Regions from separate parts of the Homo sapiens genome. Here region 1 is linked to region 2. Evidence: read pairs that join two places in POLR2A ChIA-PET (ENCODE). Cell type or tissue: GM12878. All regions are shown on one strand. Links, peaks and the distances in the headings refer to the core of each region. The heading gives the core; the rest is flanking DNA.

What was found. ChIA-PET counts read pairs that join two places held together with the same protein. Peaks named below come from ENCODE experiments on the same cell type or tissue, not always from the same donor. Only the 100,000 strongest peaks of a DNase experiment are listed, where the experiment ranks them.
Region 1: POLR2A ChIA-PET joins it to region 2 with 13 read pairs; 3 of 35 experiments call an interaction of 5 or more read pairs at or near these places.

What each region holds. Positions count from the first base shown.
Region 1 is chr1:45,732,243-45,739,698 of GRCh38, forward strand. All of the region lies in intron 3 of IPP (intracisternal A particle-promoted polypeptide), which reads right to left. Among named protein-coding and RNA genes, the nearest start is that of IPP, 15 kb to the right of the region's middle. In GM12878, for the core only: no CTCF peak of the experiment used is centred there; a DNase peak (open chromatin) is centred at 3,520.
Region 2 is chr1:45,653,027-45,660,482 of GRCh38, forward strand. GPBP1L1 (GC-rich promoter binding protein 1 like 1) reads right to left here. Exons shown (of 13, transcript NM_021639.5): 3 at 7,158-7,456; 4 at 6,002-6,116; 5 at 2,164-2,293; 6 at 1,517-1,803. The coding sequence starts at 6,061. Among named protein-coding and RNA genes, the nearest start is that of GPBP1L1, 30 kb to the right of the region's middle. In GM12878, for the core only: no CTCF peak of the experiment used is centred there; no DNase peak of the experiment used is centred there.

The DNA of each region.
Region 1 (7,456 bases), core at 1,988-5,987, 79 kb after region 2:
CCCACCCACTTGGGAGGCTGAGGCAGGGAGAACCGCTTGAACCCGGGACGGGGAGGTTGCAGTGAGCCGAGATCATGCCACTGCACTCCAGCTTGGGCAAAAGAGCGAGACTCCACCTCAAAAAAAAAAAAAAAAAAACACAAAAAACAATGTAGGTCCTGCAAAACAAGAGCTCAAATACAGATGAGATGCATTGCTAAGAAAACAAAGTAAGAAATGAAATGACAGTATTGTAGAGTTAATAAATTAGAAACAATAGATATGACTGAAAATCAAATTACTGATGTGGAGGAAAAGCTTGAGAAAATAATTGTGAATAGAGAGAAAAAATACTGTAACATTAGAAGATGATAAATATGAATGACAAAGAAGTTCCAATAAAAGGAAGAAGACTACCAAATGAAACATTTAAAGTATTTTTATTTATTTATTTATTTATTTAGAGACAGAGTCTAGCTCTGTCGCCCAGGCTGGAGTGCAGTGGTGCGATCTCAGCTCCCTGAAAGCTCCACCTCCTGGGTTCACACCATTCTCCTGCCTCAGCCTTCCGAGTAGCTAGGACTACAGGCACCCACCCCCACGCCTGGCTAATTTTTGTATTTATAGTAGAGACAGGGTTTCACTGTGTTAGCCAGAATGGTCTCAATCTCCTGACCTCGTGATCTGCCTGCCTCAGCCTCCCAAAGTGCTGGGATTACAGGTGTGAGCCACCGTGCCCGGCCTTGAAACATTTAAAGTATTTAGAAATTTCACATAAGAAAATTTCCCCAAAATGAAGGAAAAACTAAAATTTCAAAGAGAAAAGATATATGGCAGTCTAATGAAAAAATGATCAACTTCAAAACAAATCAAGAATAATGAAAGAGAATTCCTTAGATATTCAATCAGAAAAATCAAGTCATGGCCAGGTGCAGCGGCTCACGCCTGTAATCCCAGCACTTTGGGAGGCCGAGGTGGGCAGATCACAAGGTCAGGAGTTCGAGAACAGCCTGGCCAATATGGTGAAACCCCATCTCTACTAAAAATACAAAAATTAGCCGGGCATAGTGGTGCACGCCTGTAGTCCCCAGCTACTCAGAAGGCTGAGGCAGAAGAATTGCTTGAACCCAGCAGGCAGAAGTTGCAGTGAGCTGAGATCACACCACTGACTCCAGCCTGGGTGACAAAGTAAGACTTCATCTCAAAAAAACATAAATAAATAAATAAATAAATAAATAAGCAAGTCATTAAAAAAAAAAACCCCAAAATCCAAACTATGCCTTACAAAATTTGAGGAGAGGAGACATAGGAGAATCATTATAATTAAAGAATATTGGCCAGGCATGGTGGCTCACGCCTGAGCACTTTGGGAGGCCGAGGCAGACGGATCACCTGAGGTCAGGAGTTCAAAACCAGCCTGGCCAATATGGCGAAACCCCGTCTCTACTAAAAATACAAAAATTAGTCGGGTGTGGCGGTGGGCATCTGTAATCCCAGCTACTCGGGAGGCTGAGGCAGGAGAATCGATTGAACCTGGGAGGCGGAGGTTGTAGTGAGCCGAGATCACGCCATTGCATTCCAGCCTGGGAGACAGAGTAAGACTCCGTCTCAAAAAAAAAAAACAGTATTATGCCCACCCAAATTGGTGTGAAATTTAAAAAGCAACACATAGAAATTCTCAAATATGAAGGAATTCAGGAAACACAGTAATCATGAGGCTTTCTTTAAAAAAGCACTTGATGATGAAATCCAGCCAACCAAAACAATGCATATTAAAAAAAATCATCAATGAAAAGACCATGGTCAAAAAGCTGGTAGAGAACATCAAATCCATTTAAATTCAAAACTAAAAGGACAGAGCTAGGGGAATCATGACTACAAATATATATATAAATAAGGGCTATACACCTTGACACAAAAAAAGGAGTGGAAAGAAAAATAAAAATGCTAATTACCTAATTTTTCTTAGCAAAAAGTTGATACTGTTTAAAATTGAAATACAATTTGAAACTATGATTCTTTTAATGATTTTCATCTTTTGTCCTTAATTCTACATGAACCTTTTAGAATAAATATTTCTTGGGACAAGGGAACATAAATCTGAAATTAGTTATTACTTCAGTTTCTTCTTTTGTTAACTTATAGCAAGATTTAGGTAAATTTTTTGTATTATAAATAATATGTATAAAATTATTTTTATTTTTATTCTTTTCTTCCTTATTTTTTTTTCTTTGAGACAAGAGTCTTGCTCTGTTGCTCAGGCTGGAGTGCACTGGCACAGTCATAGCACACTGCAGCCTCAAACTCCTGAGCTCAAGTGATCCTCCCCCATCGGCCTCCCACCAAGTAGCTGGGACTACTAGTAGGCACCACCATGCCAGGGTAATTTTAAATTATTTACTTATTTATTTATTTAGATACAGAATCTCACTCTATCGCCCAGGCTGGAGCGCAGTGGTGAGATCTCGGCTCACTGCAACCTCTGCCTCCTGGGTTCAAGCAATTCTCCTGCCTCAGCTTCCTGAGTGGCTGGGAATACAGACATGCACCACCACACCTGGCTATTTTTTTTTCTTTGAGACAGAGTCCTGCTCTGTTGCCAGGTGGGAGTGCAGTGGCACAAACTCAGCTCATACCAACCTCCACCTCCCAGGTTCAAGCAATTCTCCTGCCTCAGCCTCCCAAGTAGCTGGGACTACAGGTGTGTGCCACCACACCCAGCTAATTTTTATATTTTTAGTAGAGACAGGATTTCACCATGTTGGCCAGGCTGGTCTAGAACTCCTGACCTCAGGTGATCTGCCTGCCTTGGCCTCCCAAAGTGCTGGGATTACAGGCGTGAGCCACTGTGCCCAGCCTAATTTTATTTGCTTTTATTTTGAGATGGAGTCTTGCTTTGTAACCCAGGCTCCAGTGCAGTGGTGCGATCTCAGCTCACTGTAACCTCAACCTCCTGGGTTCAAGTGATTCTCCTGCCTCAGCCTCCAGAGTAGCAGGGACTACAGGCACATGCCACCACGCCCAGCTAATTTTTGTATTTTTAGTAGAGACAGAGTTTCACCATATTGGCCAGGCTGGTCTCGAACTCCTGACCTCAAGGGATCCACCTGCCTCTGCCTCCCAAAGTGCTGGGATTAAAGGCATGAGACACCACACCCAGCAACTAATTTTAAATGTTGTTTTTGTAGAAACAAGGTCTTGCTTTATTTTTTATCTTATTTTATTTTTTATTGATTTAATTTTGCTTTTTTTTTTTTTTTTTTTTTTTTGAGACAGGGTCTCATTCTCTAACCCAGGCTGGAGTGAAGTGGCATGATCACAGCTCACTGCAGCCTCGACCTCCTTGGCTCAATTGATCCTCCTAGCTGGGACTATATGCAAGCACCACCAGACCTGGCTATTTTTTTTTTTTTTTTTTTTTTTTTGTGAGATAGAGTCTTGCTCTGTCGCCAGGCTGGAGTGCAGTGGTGCGATCTTGGCTCACTGCCACCTCCGCCTCCTCGGTTCAAGCAATTCTCCTGCCTCAGCCTCTCGAGTAGCTGGGACTACAGATGCGTGACACCACACCAGGCCACGCCTGGCTAATTTTTAAAAAAAATTTTTTTGTAGGCCAGGCGCGGTGTCTCACGCCTGTAATCCCAGCACTTTGGGAGGCCAAGGAGGGTGGATCATGAGGTCAGGAGATCAAGACCATCCTGGCTAACATGGTGAAACCCTGTCTCTACTAAAAATACAAAAAATTATCCGGGCGTGGTGGCACAGGCCTGCAGTCCCAGCTACTGGGGAGGCTGAGGCAGGAGAATCACTTGAACCCAGGAGGCGGAGGTTGCAGTGAGCCGAAATCACACCACTGCGTTCTAGCTTCAGTGACAGAGCGAGACTCCATCTCAAAAAAAAAAAAAAAAATTTTTTTTTGTAGAGACAGGGTCTCACTATGTTCAGCCCAGGCTAGTCTCAAACTCCTGGTCTCAAGTGATCATCCCGCCTTGGCCTCCCAAAGTGTTGGAATTACAGTTGTGACCACCACGCCGAGCCTATTGTTGTTTTTATATTTCTGTATTACCTAAACTTTTTATAATAAGCATATTCCATTTAAAGATAAGTAAAATCATTCTCTAAAATATAAGAAACAGACATATAATCAAATATCTAATAATATTAAATTGCCTAAATTATTTCAGTTGTAAGTACAATAATATATATACTATGGAAAAAAATCTACGCATTTCATGTAATATAACTTAACCATTTAAGATTTTGCTCCCTCTGAATTTTATAGTCTCATTTTTCTACACAAGTTGCTTATATTTTCTCCAATATGATCAAAGAGGAAAAGTTTCAAAGTTGAAAAATATTATGGTTGCCTTAAAAAAAAATCAATTTACTTCTCCCTTGATCGTTGCAGTATTTTCCTTCACTGAAATACCACTAGATGATAACTACTGGGCATGCTTAAAAAACACTTCGGGACTTGAATTAGACACTCTCACTGTGTCTAATTTTAAATTATAAATTATAATTTTAAAAGGCTGTAGGAGGCGGGCGCGGTGGCTCATGACTGTAATCCCAGCACTTTGGGAGGCCAAGGAGGGTGGATCAAGAGGTCAGGAGATCGAGACCATCCTGGCTAACATGGTGAAACCCCGTCTCTGCTAAAAATACAAAAAAAAAATTAGCCGGGCGTGGTGGCGGGCGCCCGTAGTCCCAGCTACACGGAAGGCTGAGGCAGGAGAACGGCATGAACCCGGGAGGCGGAGGTTGCAGTGAGCCGAGATCGCGCCACTGCACTCCAGCCTGGGCGACAGAGCGAGACTCCATCTCAAAAAAAAAAAAAAAAAAGAAAAAGCTGTAGGAAAACATGTCCCATTTCTAGGGGACACTGCCTTGCTCCTAGCAGAAGAAATTTCTGTTAGTACTCTGTGTCTGCTACACTTGGAAAAACCAACTCAGTCATGAAAGCTTTTGTCCCACTCCTAAATTCTCACCTGATTCATGCCAATGTGTGTCTGGATAATTTCTCTCCCTTGTTTAAACATTTAAATAGTGTATTCCTATACACAATTAAATAAGGAATAAGATGTATTCCTTATTTGTGAATATACCTACTTGCTAAAATGTATTTGTAACCCCAAAATTAATATAGTAGTCCCCTTATCTGCAGTTTTACTTTCCATGATTTCAATTACCCATTAATATTTCCAAAATATTAAGTGGAAATTCCAGAAATAAACAATTCTTTTTTTTTTTTTTTTTTTTTGAGACAGGGTCTGGCTCTGCCACCCAGGCTAGAGTACGGTGGTACAATCTTGGCTCACTGCAGCCTCAGCTTCCTGGGTTCAAGTGACCTTCCCACCTCAGCCCCATGAATAGCTGGGTCTACAAGCACATGCCACCATCCCCAGCCAATTTTTCTATTTTTTGTAGACACAGGTTTCACCATGTTGCCCAGGCTGGTCTTGAACTCCTAGGCTCAAGTGATCTGCCCACCTCATCCTCCCAAAGTGCGGGGATTACAGGCATGAGCCACCGTGCCTGGCCCAGAAATACACAGTTCTTAAGTTTTACATTAGTTTTGATTAACAGCCTAACACTGTAACACAATGCCTAGGTCATTCACCTCATTTCATCTTATCACATAGGTACTTTATCATCTCATATCATCACCAGAAGGGTAAGGACAGTATAATAAGATATTTTAAGATAAAGTACATCCACATAACTTTTATTACAAATATGAACATAATTGTTCTACTTTATTATTAGCTATTATTAATCTCTTACTGTCTCTAATTTATAAATTAAACTTTATCATAGGTATGTATTTATAGGAAAAAACATAATGTACATTAGGTTCATTATCACCTACAGTTTCAGGCATCCACTGGGGGGTTCTTAGAATGTATCCCCCATGGATAAAGGGGGACTACTGCACTTGTTCTTTTGCAGTCATTCACAGACATGCACAGAGTGGCAAAAAATTTAAATCACCCTACATGTACTTTCTGGGTGAGGTCAAAGTTTCACTCTGTCTTCTCATTTCAGCTCTTATGCTATAAACAAGTATCCTTTTCCACAGTCTATTTAGTGTCATTTTTTTTTTTGCATTTTTGTGCTTTTTGTTGGTAATTTTGCTGTTTAAAATGGCCCCTAACCATAATGTTCAGTTGTTACCTAGTGTCCCTAAGTGCAAGAAAGCTATGAAGTGCCTTACAGAGAAAATACCTATGTTAGATAGAGTTTCATTCAGGGATGAGTTATAGACTGGTGGCCATGAGTTCATTGTTAATGAATCAATAATATATATTAAATAAGGTGGTTTTAGACAAAAACCTATATAGGCCGGGCGTAGTGGCTCACACCTACAATCCCAGCACTTTGGGAGGCCGAAGCGGGTGGATCACGAGGTCAGGAGATCGAGACCATCCTGGCTAACACGGTGAAACCCTGTCTCTACTAAAAATACAAAAAATTAGCCGGGCATGGTGGCGGGCGCCTGTAGTCCCAGCTACTTGGGAGGCTGAGGCAGGAGAATGGTGTGAACCCAGGAGGCGGAGCTTGCAGTGAGCCGAGATTGTGCCACTGCACTCCAGCCTGGGTGACAGAGCAAGACTCCATCTCAAAAAAAAAAAAAAAAAAAAAAAAAACAAGAAAAAAATCTATATAAAACAAGGCTCTATTGACTATGTGACAAAAATGTTGTGACTATAGGCTTGCAGGAACCTAAACCTGTATTTCCCCTAGGAGCAATTGTTCAGTATTTGCTAATTCCGTGTTTGCAGCAGACTTATACAACATAGCTACTGCAAATAACAATCAACTATATCTGTAGTAAAACAAGATATCACTCAGAAAAACCTACAAAATTATGTTAACATTGCTAAGAGTGGAGAAAAACTAATAACTCATTATTTTAAATTATGTATTTACAGAATTACACCGTTAATGCTTAGTAGTGTATTTAACTTGTAATAAAATCATTTGTAATTCAATAGCAACCTAATCTTTCAGTGCATGACAAGAGTAAAAACTTCAAATCTCAAAACCAGGTCTAAAGTAGGCTGGAGAGCAATGGCACAATCCTGGCTCAATGTAGCCTTGACCTCCTGGACTCAGGTGATCCTCCCACCTCAGCCTCCCAGGTAGCAGTGACTATAAGTGCATGCCACCGTGCTGGGCTAATTTTTTGCCTTTTTTTTTTTTTTTTTTTTTTTTTTGTAGAGACAGGGTTTCACCATGTTGCCCAGGCTGGTCTTGAATTCTTGTGCTAAAGCGATCTGCCTGCCTTGGCCTGCTAAAGTGCCAGAATTATAGGCGTGAACCATTGCACCTGGCCTAAAGTAATTCTTAGAAATAAATTTAAACATCATTTTTCTAATATAAACATAAAAACTATTTTATACTATGGTAAAACATATTTTCAGAATTAAGTTTAGAATCTAAAGATGATTCAAAGGCTACTCAGAGGCCATAATTGTAT
Region 2 (7,456 bases), core at 2,285-6,284:
TGTAAGGGCAGTATAGACCTTCCTGAGGATAAAGTTTTGAAGAACACTCACCTGGGAATAGGAATTCACATTAATATATAATTTACAGCAAGGACCCCAGGTCACTTCCTAGACTTGAGGGTAGAGGAGCTAATGCCTAAATTTCACTCCTCTTTAGGTGACTCTACTAACTGATGAAATGGCTATAACAGAAGCGACTGATCGATGTGCTACTTAAAAACAGCTAGAGGCTGGGTGTGGTGGCTGTCTGTAATCCTAGCACTTTGGGAGGCCGAGGTGGGAAGATCACTTGAGGTCAGGCATTTGAGACTGGCCTGGGCAACATAGTGATAGCTAGTCTGTATAAGAAACAAAAAAATTAGCTGGGCGTGGTGGCATGAATGCAGTGGGGCAATCATAGCTCACTGCAGCCTCAAACTCCTGGGCTCAAGTAATCCTCCTGCCTCAGTCTCCCTAGTGGCTGGGACCGCAGACATGTGCCATCATGCCCAGCTAATTTTTCAAAAATTTTTTATAGAGACAAGGATCTTGCTGTGCTGCCCAGGCTGGTCTCAAACTCCTGGCATCAAGCAATCCTCCTGCCTTGGTCTCTGAAAGTGCTGGGATTACAGGCATGAGCCACTATGCCTGGCCAACTTAAAGATACTGATTTGTTAAAATGATAATCTTTTTTTTCTTTTTTTTTTTTTTGAGACAGAGTCTCACTCTATTGCCCAGACTGGAGTGTAATGGCGCAATCTCAGCCCACTGCAACCTCTGCCACCTGGGTTCACGTGATTCTCCTGCCTCAGCCTCCTGAGTAGCTGGAATTATAGGCACTTGCCACCAAGCCCAGCTAATTTTTGTGTTTTTAGTAGATATGGGGTTTCACCATGTTGGTCAGGCTGATCTTGAACTCCTGCCCTCAGGTGATCCACCCGCCTCGGCTTCCCAAAGTGCTCAGATTACAAGCATGAGCCACCGAGCCCAGCCTGATAATCTTTTCTTAAATAAAATATATTTAAAACATTTTAAAGATACTCTGAAAATGCTACCTTTGATTTAAGAGGCCAAAAGGCATGTAATTTAACACACAATAACATCAAGTGTTACTGAACGCATAGGCAACAGCTGAAATACTCCCAATTACATGTTCATGTCACAGTAATTTTATGTGATAGAGAACAAAATCAAGAGAAAAAATGTTTTATCATAGTTGGAAAAAAGACAATTTAACATGCAAGAGTACATTTTAACATAATTATATTTGAGTAAACTTTATAAGACTTAAGAGAAATTAAATATTTTTCTAAATTCCAAAGACACAAAGATGAAAAATTTGCTACAAGTTACATAGGAGTTTTGGTCACCATTTTCAAATATTATCAACTTAACTTCTTTCCTCTAAAACAATAAAAACCTCAACTTACAAATTCCTTTTTCTGTAATTTCTGAAATGTTCTCATTACTAACAGGGTCTCATATTTCAGACATTATTTGTTGGCTTCTAACCACACATCTAAAGATTCATACTTACAAAGTCCTCCTCTTCAAACTGCAACTTTTCCACCTTGTCTTCTTTCTTTTCTTCCCTAATCTCCATAGGTGGCTTTTCCTGAAAAGCACACCCTTTCCGGGAGTGGAAGCTGCCATTCCAATGGCGATGGTTCCCTGTGCCACCTCCACTACGTTGGCTCATGCCATCATGACCTCGGGAAGAGCTATGCCAACCAGATGGGTTCCCTGTGATTCCAGCATATGCTCCCTTAGAGACACCAGAGTCCACAGAATCATGGCGGAACAGGGAGGGCTGGTGCCAAGAATCTAGAATAGTAAAGAAAAGGACTAATTAGATTGTTTGCTTCCTGATTTGGTTTACGGTATTGGCCAAAGGCCTTCAGGAGACCTCGTTAATAAAAAGTCCACACAAAAAAAATAAAAAAATGTATCTTTTCTTTGTGAGGTAATTTCTGAAATCAGTTCAACTGAACAGATGATTCATGAGAATCATAATCATAGTTAGACCTAGAAAGCCAATGTAGTTGCGTAATGACTACTAGAGAATCTAAATGAAAACTATGTTCAGAAAAGATCCTATTTCAAGATTACAGACATGTACCCACAGCCTGGGCTTGTCCTAAATGAGTAGCTTAAATATAGTCATGAAAGTTGGACATGGCTCACCTCCTGCAGTTCGTAGGGGACCATTGTTAAAAAAACCATCAGAGGAATTATGTCGACGGCGGCTTACTCCAAATCTACCTTCTCCTCTGGGTAGGTGCTCTCCGTGTTTTTCGAAGGTGGCAGTAGGTGACTAAGATGATGAAGTATGGAGAGGCAAATGGATAAATAGCTATTAGTCCTTTTCAATATCTTAATAGGCTTTGCATCAGGCCTTCAAAAAACAAGTAATAATGGTGATAGAAACTCATATTGTAAGCATATGGACCCTAAGGGTACCCACAGGTGCCTAATTTAGAGAAGTCCTAGGTTATATATTCAATTGCTAATTCACTTCCTTTATTCCAGGAGAGGAGAAAAGCTAGCCACTTCAATTGTTTGCATGAAAGGAGGCGGAGGGGAAAAAAGCCTTGCAAATATTCATAAATATAAGCTCCAAAACTTTACACTTAAAAATATTTACCTTGTAGGAGAGGAAAATCAAGATGATTGCCTCAAAAATAATTCTAAAGTTTTAGTATTTCTGGAATAAGGGTGAAGGCAACGGTTGAAATATCACCTTGGGAGGTCAGTAGTAATTACAGAACTTTTAAAAAAAAAAAAGAGATGAAGTCTCACGGTCGCCCAGGCTGGAGTGCAGTGGCACAATCAAAGCTCACTACAGCTGCTTACCCTTGAGCTTAAAGGATCCTCCTGCCTCGGCCTATGGAGTAGCTAGAACTATTGGCCCATGCCACTAAGACTGGCTAATTTTCTAAATTTTTTGTAGAGATGGGGGTCTCACTATGTTGCCCAGGCTGATCTCTCAGTCCTGGCCTCAAGCAATCCTCCTGCCTTGGCCTCTCAAAGCTCTGGGATTACAGGTATAAGCCACAGCTCCCAACTACTAGAGTTTTTACAGTTTTATAAAACATTTATTTCCAGATATAATACCTGTAACAATACTAAACTTTTGGCATCATACCCATTTTACTCATTTACACATAATGAAAGAGGTCAGAGAGAAAAAATAAGTCTTTGAGGTAACAAAACTGGAAGGAAGCAGTTTGAGAAACATTATTATAGATGAACTCTAATATCCCTTCCTATTTCAAAGAATTTTATTCTATGACATTCTTAAATGATAGAGACCAAAGTCCACAAAGCCATGAAAATATGGGTATGTTTGACAAGGAAAACCGTAAATCGGGGCATGTTTACATTTATTTTTCTTACTATCAACATCCTTGCCAATATTTTACCCATTCGAGTGGGTAAAAAGATTTTCTCCTGTTTTCTCTTAAAAGTTTTATGGTTTTAGCTTTTTAACTTATGTTCCATTTCAGGTTAATCTTTTTGTGTATGAAGCAAAGGCTGAGGTTCTTTACTCCGCCCCCATGTAGATAGAAGCTAGTTCTTCTAGCTCAAAAACACAACACTATCACTTCCCCATTGAATTACCTTTGTACTTTAGTCAAAAATCAACAAAATACATACATAAGCCTTTTTTTTTTTTTTTTAAGAGCCAGGGTCTCAGTCACCCAGGCTGGAGTACAGTAGCCCGATCACAGCTCACTGTAGCCTCAAACTCCTTGGCTCAAGCAATCCTCCTGCCTTAGCCTCCCAAGTAGCTGAGATGACAGGTATTCACCACCACACCTGCCTAGTTTTTGTTGTTGTTTTTTTTTTAAATTTTTCTTGTAGAGACAAGGTCTCACTTTGCTGCCCAAGCTGGTCTCAAACTCCTGGCTTTCAAGCAATCCTTCTGCCTCAGCCTCTCAAAGTGCTGGGATTACAGGCATGAGCCACTGAGCCCAGCCTCTACAGGCCTATTTTTGAACTCTCTATTCTATTCCTTTTATGTCTATCATTATGCCAAAACCACAGGGCTTTGCTTATTATAGTTTCGAAAATGAAAGAATGTCTTCTAATTCTTTTTACTTAAGTTCACGGTGCTAAAACAATTATTCTTCTCTGATAGATCTATATACTTTTCAGGTAGCCCACTAGCTCCAAGCTTTGGGTCAGATTAGGCCAATTATGAGGTCCTGCAAATTTTGTTAAGACAATTTGAAATGATGTTTAGAGCCGGGTGTGGTGGTTCATTGCTGTAATCCCAGCACTTTGGGAGACTGAGGCAGGTACATCGCTTGAGCCCAGGATTTCAAGACCAGCCGGGTAACATGGCAAAACCCTGTCTTCTACAGAAAACTACAAAAAATTAGCTGGGAGTGGTACTGTGCGCCTGTAATCCCAGCTACCTGGGAGGATGAGGTAGGAGGATCGCCTGAGCCAGGGAAGTCAAGGCTGCAGTAAGCCATGATCGCACCACTGCACTCCAGCCTGGGCAACAGAGTAAGACCCCGTCTCAATAAAAAAACAAACAAAAATCCCCAAATGAAGTTTAGCCTGGTACAGTGGCTCATGCCTGTAATCTCAGCACTTTTGGAGGCTGAGGTGACAGGATCGTTTGAGGCCAGTTCTAGACCACCTTGGGCAACATGGTGAGACCCTATCTCTACAAAAAACCCAAAAAAGTTAGCTGGGCATGGTGGTGCTCACCTGTAGTACCAGCTACTCTAGAGACTAGGGCGAGAGGATTGCTTGAGCCCGGGAGTTCAAGGCTGTAATGAATTATGACCATGCCACTGTACTCCAGCCTCGGTGACAGAGACCCTGTCTCAAAAATAAATGAGTAAAATAAAATTGAAACAAAATGAAGTTTAGAGCAAAAGATCATGGGTCTAGATGAGACCAGAAGCACCTTCCCAAAAGTCCACATTTTAAAATAGGAAAGGTAGGCCTTTATTTTTGGGAATGCCTACCAATTTCATCCTTCCTCTATTCGCTGGCAAAATGGGAAGCACTTTTAAGTTTACTAGCTTCCCAAACGTTTTATCAATAACTCAGGCTGATTCTTTTGTGTACTGTGACTAGGTCTGCTTTAATCTATATAAACTGGTAATTCCATTTGTGTTTACCCTTAATACAACACACATCCCCCCTGAAACTATTAAGTAGGTTAATGCCTCTAAAACAGTTTCTAGGATTTAATCTGAGATCCATGTAGTAGTTGAACAATCACTGCCTCTACCTTTTCCTCCTCTTCATCTATCGCCATAAACAAATGTGTGTTCACTCCAAAGGTCTGTTTACCCAAGTGCCATTCCCCTTTTACTTCTGCCCCTTTGACCTCCACAATAGGTTAGCAAGTACGTTTAATCTCCAAAGTGTGCTGCAGCTAATACAACACTTAACTGTGTCATGTAATGAGAAAAGCCTTAGGATATAATGAAAAAAGTGAGATACTTAAAAAAAGAAAAAAAGAAACATAAAAAAGTGAGATACTTGGCAGTAATAAGGTAGACATTCATGTGGACTGCCTAATTACTTACATCCTTCTAACAGAAAGCTATTAAGTCTATGAAAATGTTTTTGAAATCCTCACACGAGGTTGAATATATTAAAAAACATCAAGACTGGGCTGAGTGCAGTGGCTCACGCCTGTAATCCCAGCACTTTGGGAAGTCCAGGTAGGCGGATCACTTGAGCTTAGGAGTTGAAAACCAGCCTGGGCAACATGGTGAAATTCCATCTCTATAAAACAACAACAACAAAAACAAAAATTAGCAGGGCGTGGTGGTACACAGCCTGTAGGCCCAGCTACTCTGGGAGCTGAGTCAGGAGGACTGCCTGAGCCCAGGAGGCCAAAGCTGCAGTAAGCTGTGATCACACTACCGCACTTCATCCTGGGTGACAGAGGGAGACCCTGTCTCAAAACAAAATGAAACCAAAAAACAACCAAAACCACCCCCAAACCCTCTCATATTTGAGAAGTTACTACAGGAATGGAGAACAGTACCTTAGCTGACTGTGGTGTTGAGAAATTTAGCCAAGCAGGAACAAAATCATGCTGCGCCATTTAGGTCCAGTGTCTCCTTTCAGTAAGGTGAGGCATCCAACCTCATGGCCAGGATCTGAAAACAAAACAATTCAAATCACTTATGTTTACAAGAATCTGATACCAATGTGTAAAGGAATCTGTAATTATTCTAAGATTCCTCTTTACAGAAAGACCTGCCCTCTGAGCCTGTCTACAGATTACTTACCAAGCCTTATAACTCAGAGAAGTTCTAAATAAAAGCAATTTTTGTTAAAACAAAAGTTCTAAACAAAAGAAAACTGTAACATGAGCCTGGAAGATTTATTTTTTGGAGAGGAAGGGTCTTGCTATGTTGCCCAGGCTGATCTTGAACTCCTGGCCTCAAAAGATCATCCTGCTTCAGCCTCGCAAAGTGTTGGGATTACAGGTGTGAGTCACTGCGCCCAGTGAATCTGGAAGGTTTTATGAAGGAAGCTAATGAATTCTTGATTGTTACATCAAAGAACATGAAGAATTAAACATCTATTTAAAACCACAGACACTTATGAAAAGAGATTAATCTGCTTCAAGTACTCAGGTAACTTCTAGCAAAAGCAGTAGAAAAGATCTTCTTGGCTGGGCACGGTGGCTCACACCTGTAATCCCAGCACCTTGGGAGGCCGAGGTGGATCGCTTGAGCCCAGCAGTTCGAGACCAGTCTGGGCAACATGGCAAAACCTCATCTGTACAAAAATAATAATAAAGGAGCCAGGTGTGGTGGCACACGTCTGTGGTCCCAGCTACTCTGGAGGCTAAGGTGGGAGAATCACCTGAGCTGGGAAGGTTGAGGCTGCAGTGAGCTGAGATTGCACCACTGCACTCCAGCCTGGGTGACAGAGTGAGACCCTGCCTCAAGATGGGGGAAAAAAAGATCTTCCTAGAGAAGGACGATACAACCTCTCAAGAGCTTTTATATTTAGTTCACATTAATTTCTTCAAATACCAACTAGCATCAGTTTTCCTGAGATCTGTTGGTGTCTTCAAACCACCCCACTGATATTCTCCAAAATTAATTACATCAGAAAGCAGTCGGTATTTTTCATGATGCATATACATAGAGTCTTCTTTCCAAGTTAGACATATGGAGAATATTTACCCCAGAGTGTAACCTCTGTGGTCCTGTTTCTGAACTCGAGTCGGCCAGCTGGATCTCCCACAAGGTTTCCTTGTTAAAAGGGTGCTTAAGTAACCTGGCCGGCAGCACGACTTATGATGAAGCACGAAGAAGCCAGGTTCTGTGTCGATCACTCTCTCAGTCCCCTCAACTGCTCATCTTAAACTATTTGGTTCCTGACACGTTTCCAAAAGGGGAAAGGGGAAAAGGGGAAGGGGGGAAGGGGAACATAAAAAGTATTTGTTACATTTAAAAAGGGGGGGAAGGGGAAAGAGCTGTAT